Linked DNA regions of Homo sapiens: all the other regions are linked to region 3. Evidence: chromatin contacts called from ENCODE Hi-C or POLR2A ChIA-PET data. All regions are on one chromosome and are shown on one strand. Each heading gives the region's core, a stretch centred on a gene start or an enhancer-like site at or near the end of the contact. The rest is flanking DNA. Distances are from core to core; before and after follow the strand shown.

Region 1 (2,796 bases), core at 149-2,648, 3.2 Mb before region 3:
ACCTGCCTTGCCCAGGAGAAGCAAAACAAAAACAAGCCAGGTCCCCAGCGCCTGTCTGGGGGACCTCAGCCCCACAGGGCATTGGGAGTGGCTGGAGTCAAACCCAGGCCTAGGGAGAGGCAGGTAAAGAGCTTCTTAAGTGAAATACCAGGGTCTCAAATCCAAGAATTTTAGATCTGGAGTTTCCAAACACCCTGAGACTCATACCAGACACATTCAGTAGGTCCTCTCTACAAGACTTTTAGTTTTCATTTGAATTAAAGTCTTAAAAATTAATGTAAACACATCTGACATCAGATGATCATCTCACAACTCTCACAACTAAGTATGTCTAGAGATCTCAGAGCCAAATAGTAGTAATTTTATAGGACGGAGCAGAGGATTTCATTTGTAAACGCCACAATAGTGTTCTGTATAGTGAAATGTTGCAATTTTTCCAATAGAGGCAAGATTTGGAAGAGCCCCATCATCAGACCACACAGCCTGGGTATCACTGAGTGCAGCATTCATGGTGTTTGAGTTCAGAAAAACAACATAGCAAGTCACATTAATGTGCTAACAAGTTCGGGTGGTTTTTCAGGAACTTTTGGTGTTTTCTTTGTACACTGATTTTGGTTTTAGAATTACTTAAGAGCCATTAAAATATATAGAAGTTAAATAATTTTATGGCTGGGTGCGGTGGCTCACACCTGTAATCCCAGCACTTTGGGAGGCCAAGGCGGGCGGATCACGAGGTCAGGAAATCGAGACCATCCTGGCTAATACGGTGAAACACCGTCTCTACTAAAAATATAAACAATTAGCCAGGCATTGGGGTGCATGCCTGTAATCCCAGCTACTGGGGAGGCTGAGGCAGGAGAATGGCGTGAACCCAGGAGGCGCAGTTTGCGGTGAGCCGAGATCGCGCCACTGCACTCCAGCCTGGGCGACAAAGCAAGACACCTTCTCAAAAAATAAAAATAAAAAATTATGTTCGTACTTATTTAAGTAATATGATAAACAAAATAATTTCAGTCATCCCTAGGGAATCATACGATTTCTGGTTTCCTTTGTGTAACAGAGGTTTGTACCTGACTCCGATGTAAAAACCATTACTCTCATGTTTGAATCAGATAGCTAGAATTATCTACAACAAAGGCTCATGCTGGAAGAATTAAAGCGAGGTCTTTCAGGGCTTAGGACTAGCAAAGATAGGGGGCCCTAGGGAAGCCTGTTGTCCCTAGCGTGTTTACTGGGAGCTGAGGTTAAGCAGACGCGGAAGAGGTAAAAAAAAAAAAAATAAAAAATAAGAGGCGAGGCTAACATCTAGGGAAGAAACAGCAAGCCTGTCTGCGGGGGCCACCAGAGGGCATGTTCACTACCAGCAACACACACACGCGCGCACACACACACCCACACACGCCCACACAGCCCCGGAGGCCACGGGAGACAGGTGAGGCCATCGCCCTGGGAGTGACAAAGTGACTCCTCACCTGCTCCACTGCCTTGGGGGCAGGGGAGTGTATGACACTTCAAGCGCTCACTGACTGTTCCTTGCCAGTGGATTGGGGGGTCCCAGTGATTAGGTCTGGGCTGTCATGGTCAGGAGGGCCACAGCTTTCCTCAGGTTGTTCCTCAGACATCTCAGAAACCACACTGACCACAGGAGCAAAACAAGAAGCACAGCTGTGCAAGAGGTATACAGCCAGAAGTGGCCAAATTTATGCCAGCCAATAAAGAAGCCCATAATGCGGCAAGGCTCTAGTCCTGCCACCCGCGGTGTGGGGACACGACGAAGGAGCAAGTCCAATCAACAGTCCTCCGCGTCCCTCCAGCAGTTGAGTCAGGAAGTCAGGTGCCAGGTCCTCTCGGGACAGAAACTCCAGAGATCTGGGTTTTCTGCCCTCTGAGACTGGACCTGCGAGAATCTTCTTATTTGGAAGGAGGTGGTTGGTAAAGGAAGACAAAATAAGGCTGGAAACAGACCCAGACACATTTAGAAACAAACGGAGCAAATGAAGCACTGGGGAGAGTCACTTTCTGAAAGCCAGACACCTCAGGACCATGTGGGTGGGGTGTTTCCAGGGAGGACGGAAACTTTCACCATCACCTTCCTGTCAACTGAGTGTCTGACCCCACCCCAAGTGTACTTGTGTGCTAGGACCGCCGTAATAAAATACCACACTGGGCAGTGTCAACAACAGACATTCATTTTCTCACAGTTCTAGAGGCTGGAAGTCCAAAATGGAGGTGTTGCAGGGCTGGTTTCTCTTGCTGCTCCTCTCCTCAGCTCGCAGCTGGCCGCCTTCTGCAGTGCCTTCACATGGTGCCCACCTTCTGCAGTGCCCAGCTTCTGCAGTGCCTGCCTTCTGCAGTGCCCACCTTCTCCAGTGCCCGCCTTCTGCAGTGCCTGCCTTCTCCAGTGCCTGCCTTCTCCAGTGCCTGCCATCAGCAGTGCTCACCTTCTGCAGTGCCTTCACATGGGCTTTGCTCTGTGACCGTGCATACGTGGCATCTCCTCCTCCTCTTATTGTAAGGACACTGTGCCACCATAGGAGGGGGGCCAGACCTTTATGACCTCACTTAACCTTAATTACCTCTTTAAAGGTCTGATTTCCAGGCCAGGCAATACCAGCACTTTGGGAGGCAGAGATGGGTTGATCAACTGAGGTCAGGGGTTTGGGACCAGCCTGGCCAACATGGCAAAAACCCGTCTCTACTAAAAATATAAAAATTAGCCAGCCATGGTGGCAGGCACCTATAATCCCAGCTACTGGGGAGGCTGAGGCAGGAGAATCAATTGAACATGGGAGGCGA
Region 2 (2,700 bases), core at 170-2,669, 3.3 Mb after region 3:
TCAATGATTTTTAGTTTGATCATCTAAATTGGGGTTGCCCTAGCTGATTGGCCTGTCAGAAGTTCTCCTAAGAGTCCAACATGAGTGAATGTTTTGAGGACCATCAATGGTCTGTCTAACGCATCATCATCATTATTTTTTAAATGTGATATAATTTCTGTGTTGCAGGAATTTTCAGTTCATGAAGATATTTTACTTACAAGATAAAGACATGTTCATAAACAGGGAACAGATAATCCTTTTCAATGTTTTCCTATTTGAGTCATACAATCTCAGGTTTGGGACAGGGAAAGAAACCATGAATTGATGAGAGAAAGTGGTCCTAATTCCTTCATAGTGATTGTGATAATACAATAATACATGGAAATTGTAATAATCCTTTGTATTTATGGACACTTCAAATTTTCAAATTACTTATACATTAGTGATCTCACCTGATCCTCCTTTCGTTTCTCAGTTCCAGGATTATTTTTTTCCTTTAACTGTATTGACTATTCAGACACCTGCGTCTGCTGTTAGCACAGTTTTTGGGGACCTTGATAGCCCACTTAGGTGTCCCATTTTACTCCCTCAGCTTTCACTTTCATCACAGTAGTCCCTTCAGCCTACCCTCCTAAGTTTCTTTCCTTCCTTTTCCCTTCCTTCCCTCCCTCTTTTCCTCCATAAACATTTAAGAATTCAAGGGTGTTTCATATGCCAAGCACTATGTTAGATGCTAGAGATGAATAGTTAACAAGGGTCTTCAGTCTGAAGAGATCAATCTTATTGAGGAGATGGAGAAAAAAAAAACAGACAAGTATGCCGTGATGGTGATATAATAGTGGTGAACAAAGGAGGTTCTGAAGAAGGTCAGGGCAGGGAGCTGATTCTAACATAAAGAGGGAGGTCAGGGAAAACTTCCCGGAGGAGGCACACCCTGGGTTAAGTTGATCAGGAAGATTGGCAGAGGGGACAGTGTGAGTAAAGCCCGAAAAACCTGCTTCTTAGCTGCTCTTGGTTTCACTGAGGGCAAAAGAAAGAGTGCAGTGCTCTTGAGTTACAATGTTTCTGTCCTCAAGATCAGGGATTATTTAGAGTTTTGGCTTTAAAAGTCAAGCCATAGATCCTATGAATTCTGAGACTGACGCCTTGAGCTTTCTAGACCACCCTTCTCTTTTGGTCAGACCTGAGGTGCTGATGGAGCCACTGGCTCCTGCTACATCTCTGGGTTTGCCAGTGATTAAGGGCATTTTTGTCTGAGTGCCTAAGTGCTGGGGCAGACTGCCCAGCTTCAATGAATCGATGGACTAAAAATTGTCTTCCCAGCAGGCATTGCCAAGCAGCCTCCAGCCAACACTACAAGCAACTGAGAAAAGATCCATTGAGCTCAGCAGGAGGCTCTGTTTCGGCTGACTCAGCTCCCTGGAAGCACTTCTCCAGTCATTTATATCTCTACTTTTCCTCTCTGAGCTCCGCTCTGTATCTCTGCTCTTTGTGCCAAGCTGGGAGGCACTGAGGTTTCAAATGGCTATGCATTATCAATATCTCAGTGTGCTTCTGACAGGGCATAAAGTAGACCTGACCCAATAGTCCATTTTTATTCTCTATTAGTTTAATTCACATTGGGTTTGGCCCAAGTCATAAAGATTTTAGTTCAAGAAAAACATTTTACAAGGTGACGAATGAGATTAATCTTGCAAAGATCGTGGAAAATAAAATATTTGAATTGGAAAACCAGAGTTTAAGAAACATGTGAAAGGTCATACAACCAGCTGGTGGAGGAACTAGGTCTAGAACCTAAAATTAGGTAGGGCTTCTGGCGAACTTCGCTTTTCTACAAATTACTATGTTTTCCTTTTTTTCTAGAGAGTATTTTTGAAAATAATATTCTATTATAACTGCAACACTATGAAGTCATTAGGGCACATGGCAATGCTAAAACTTTGTTGATGAGGAAAATTGGGCAGACTTACCAAAGGTCACTCAAAGATAAGCAACAGACCTGGGATAGAATTATTTTTCTTTTTTTTTTTGGTGAACCACATTGTAGAATGACCTAGTTCAATAAATCAGGAGATCTGGTTTGAGAGATTAAGTTGGGGCCATTTTGGCCTCTAGTAAGCCATCAGTTTTGAGCAAGTCTCTTGTCACTCTGGTTTCCAGGATGTTCCTCGCCTGTAAAATGTGCAGATTTGCCCGGCTGTGGGCCTACAAAAAGCAGAATACTTAAAGCAGCCAGGCCTTTGGTGCTTTCTTCTAGGGGGCACCTGTGAGTCGGTTTAGCTGATGGCAGATACTCTGGAATGCTGGTCCACAACGGGGAACCCTTCTGATTGTTTCAGAGAACTTAGAAATAGATATTTTTATGTAAAATCTCTTTATTTTTAATTGTTGATGAGATGTACAAAATAAAACAAACAGTGTTTGAGCCAAAAAAAAAATGCCTGAGGGCTAGAAGTAGCTTATAAATTGTCTGTTTGCAATGTCTAAATGGCAAGTTCTGCAGTCTTGGTGAGTGTTAACACTCCGTGACTCCATACACCTTGGAACTCCTTCTAAGTTGTGTTCCTTCGAGTAACACAAAAAGATTACTTGATTATGTAAATGAGTGCTAAATTTCCTTGGAGCTCATTGTCATTCAAATATATCTTAAATACCTAGTAAATTGCTTTGAAGGAGTTTAAGTATTAGGTCTTAAAGATATGTAATGAAAAGGGAAAC
Region 3 (2,845 bases), core at 247-2,746:
CCAAAAAAAAACTGTGTTCTAGTCTTGTCTCTGGCACCTGTGTGAAACCTAAGTTTCTTTTCAACTTTAGTTCTACGGTACTCCCTGCCTGTGTCACAGTGGGTGCATAGTAAACACCTGATGTGATTAGTTGGGCTCAATATTTTGTCAGCAGAGGCTTGGGTGTTCCTAAGGGTAACCGCAACAAGGTTTTCCCTGGGTGCAGTTATGTTCTGGGCAGCCGTAAGTTTAGGGCCTTGCTGCCTCCTGTAGGGCAGATGTGCAAGTTGGGGCCTAATCGTCGCAACAGTGGAGAAAAGGGGAAGGGAAGATATCCCAGCCATTAAGGGACATCGTGACAGATGTTTCTTTTAGACTTCACAAAGACCCTTCGGGACATGGATTATTGATATCATTTTTACTGAAGACGGAACCAAAATTTAGGTTAAACACTTATACCTGGCATCCCCTACCCGGGCCCTAAGTGCTCTCCAAAGACCCCACCTCTGGGCTTATTTACATCGCGAACCCGCCCTCGTTCAGCAACACGAGGGCCCCGCCCGCTCATTTGCATAGGGCGCGCCCAGTCACGGGCCGGGTCCTCGGGCTTCTCCCGAACCCCTTTTCTCTCTCAGGCGCGTCCTCCGCGCTGCGCGGGGCCTCCCCGTGGGATGAGCACGTGTCCGCTGCCGGCCTCACGACGGACGGTGGACGAGGCGGCAGGCCCCTACAGGCCCCACCCACGACGCTGGCGAGGGATCGGGCGGTCACCGGGAATCGTCTTAATGCGCGGCAAGGCGCGGGCCTCTCCCTCTCCGCCCGTGAGCCCCGGTGGGAGCGCGCCGGCGCCCAACTCAAGCGAAACCGCGGGCGTCCCGCCCCGCCCGGCCGCGCCCCGCCTCGCCTCACGCTAGACTGGGGAGGCGGGACCAATCAGCGAGCGACGTCTCCCTTCCGATTCGAGGCCCCCGATGCGCGGCTCACACCCCGAGCTTCCCTCGTGCTGATTGGCTGCGGGCGCCGCCGGTCCGGCCGGGAGGCGGGGCGGGCCGTAGGCAAAGGGAGGTGGGGAGGCGGTGGCCGGCGACTCCCCGCGCCCCGCTCGCCCCCCGGCCCTTCCCGCGGTGCTCGGCCTCGTTCCTTTCCTCCTCCGCTCCCTCCGTCTTCCATACCCGCCCCGCGCGGCTTTCGGCCGGCGTGCCTCGCGCCCTAACGGGCGGCTGGAGGCGCCAATCAGCGGGCGGCAGGGTGCCAGCCCCGGGGCTGCGCCGGCGAATCGGCGGGGCCCGCGGCCCAGGGTGGCAGGCGGGTCTACCCGCGCGGCCGCGGCGGCGGAGAAGCAGCTCGCCAGCCAGCAGCCCGCCAGCCGCCGGGAGGTGGGTGCGTGGCGCCGCGGCGGCCGGCGGCCGAGGGCGGAGGGCGGAAGCGGAGGTGGGCTGGCGGGGGAGGGCGCGGCCGTGCGGGCGGCCGGTAGGGCTGCGGGCGCGCGCCTGAGGGGAGGAGGGGCAGCGCGGGCGCGCGCGTCCTCACCCCCTCCTTCCCCGCGGGCGGCGGCCAGGCTCCCTCCCCTCCCCTTCCCTCTCCTCCCCTCCCCTCCCCTCTCTTCCCCTACCCTCCCGCGCGCCCGGGCCGCCGGCCGGGCCCGGGCCTGGGGGCGGGGCGGGAAGACGGCGGCCGGGAGTGTTTTCAGTTCCGCCTCCAATCGCCCATTCCCCTCTTCCCCTCCCAGCCCCCTCCATCCCATCGGAAGAGGAAGGAACAAAAGGTCCCGGACCCCCCGGATCTGACGGGGCGGGACCTGGCGCCACCTTGCAGGTAAAGCCTGGGCGCCCGCGGGCCTCCAGCTAGGGAAGTGTTTGCGTGCGTCCGCGGCCGGGGCGATGGGCCGTGTCACATGGCCGCTGCGGGTGGGGGCTGGGGTGTGGTGAGTTCGGGGGCTGTGGGTGCGCCGGCCCGGGCGTGCGGGTTCGGGGCCGGAGAGCCGGGAAGGGACGGGGCTCGGTTGCACTGCGCTGCCGCCCAGGCTGACGGGGGCGGGGGCTGCCTGCGTCCCTTCCCCTCGCTGCTCTCACACTCCATAGTTTGTGGTTCTGATTTTTAAAGCCGAAGGGCCAGAGCTCTTGTTTCAGGAGTTGTGGGGAAGCCTTGTTAGGGACGCGTAATACTTTGCCTCCACTTTTTTTTTTTGGTCTCGTAACCTTTGTTAACAGTGGTAGTCTCGGGTTTTCCATGGCTTGTGTGTACTCACAAACACGCACACAGCTGATAACTCTGTGATCATCCTTCACTCACTTGTGAAAGTTGTTCTGCGGGTGGAGCCTATTAGTTTTTATCACACGCCTTTGGAAAGCCCTCGAAGTGATTTCTCGTATTTCAAACTTGGTTTTTAAAATTGCAACTTACTTTGTTCTCTTGGAGGGGGATATTGTCTTTGGGTCAGGTACTTTTGTCTTTTACTTATCCTTAAAATGTCCTTTTGATCCTAAACAGAAAAAGAATGCCTGGGTTGGTTTTGTTATTCCTTTCTCTTGACCCTTTAAAAGCAAAATACCACCAGTGTGTTGTCAACCATACCTTTAAAAAAGAAATTTCCAGGTAAAACGAATTTGCAAGCAGCATTTTCCATCAAAGTCATGTCTTGTTTGTTGCAATTTGGACTATCTTAAATTTGGGTTTGTGAAACTTTTAAAACGACATGTGTAAAATAATTGTTAATAAATAAATAACTTGGAATAATTACATCTTTTTAGAAATGGTCTTTGAAATGTGATTTAATTTCCAAAATTCTTTTTCTCTCTTCTGACTTCATATGAATTGAACCTGATAGTTTCGTATGAATGAATCGCTGATAGGATGTTTTCCTTGA

What was found. Hi-C counts contacts between places; a loop is a spot of excess contacts on that map. ChIA-PET counts read pairs that join two places held with the same protein, here RNA polymerase II (POLR2A). Pooled maps may share reads with other maps.
Region 1: a loop to region 3 is called in a map with no recorded cell type, with 17 times the contacts of the local background. The contact joins the enhancer-like site here to the promoter of SMAD2 in region 3. A Hi-C loop is called at or near these places in 1 of 37 single-sample maps with no recorded cell type and 6 of 50 pooled maps. POLR2A ChIA-PET finds 5 or more read pairs at or near these places in 1 of 52 experiments (CD4-positive, alpha-beta T cell).
Region 2: POLR2A ChIA-PET joins it to region 3 with 14 read pairs in activated CD4-positive, alpha-beta T cell. The contact joins the enhancer-like site here to the promoter of SMAD2 in region 3. POLR2A ChIA-PET finds 5 or more read pairs at or near these places in 2 of 52 experiments (H1 and activated CD4-positive, alpha-beta T cell).

What each region holds. Positions count from the first base shown.
Region 1 is chr18:51,150,938-51,153,733 of GRCh38, reverse strand. No RefSeq gene overlaps it. Among named protein-coding and RNA genes, the nearest start is that of MEX3C, 45 kb to the left of the region's middle. RefSeq lists enhancers at 1,713-1,762, 1,773-1,932. Within about 2 kb of position 1,398, at least 6 of the 41 ENCODE cell types and tissues checked have a DNase peak (open chromatin) inside an H3K27ac peak, as active enhancers do.
Region 2 is chr18:44,598,235-44,600,934 of GRCh38, reverse strand. No RefSeq gene overlaps it. Among named protein-coding and RNA genes, the nearest start is that of LINC01601, 68 kb to the right of the region's middle. Within about 2 kb of position 1,419, at least 5 of the 41 ENCODE cell types and tissues checked have a DNase peak (open chromatin) inside an H3K27ac peak, as active enhancers do.
Region 3 is chr18:47,929,310-47,932,154 of GRCh38, reverse strand. It overlaps SMAD2 (SMAD family member 2), which reads left to right and starts at 1,496. Exons shown (of 11, transcript NM_005901.6): 1 at 1,496-1,794. RefSeq lists silencers at 578-1,507, 1,538-2,067.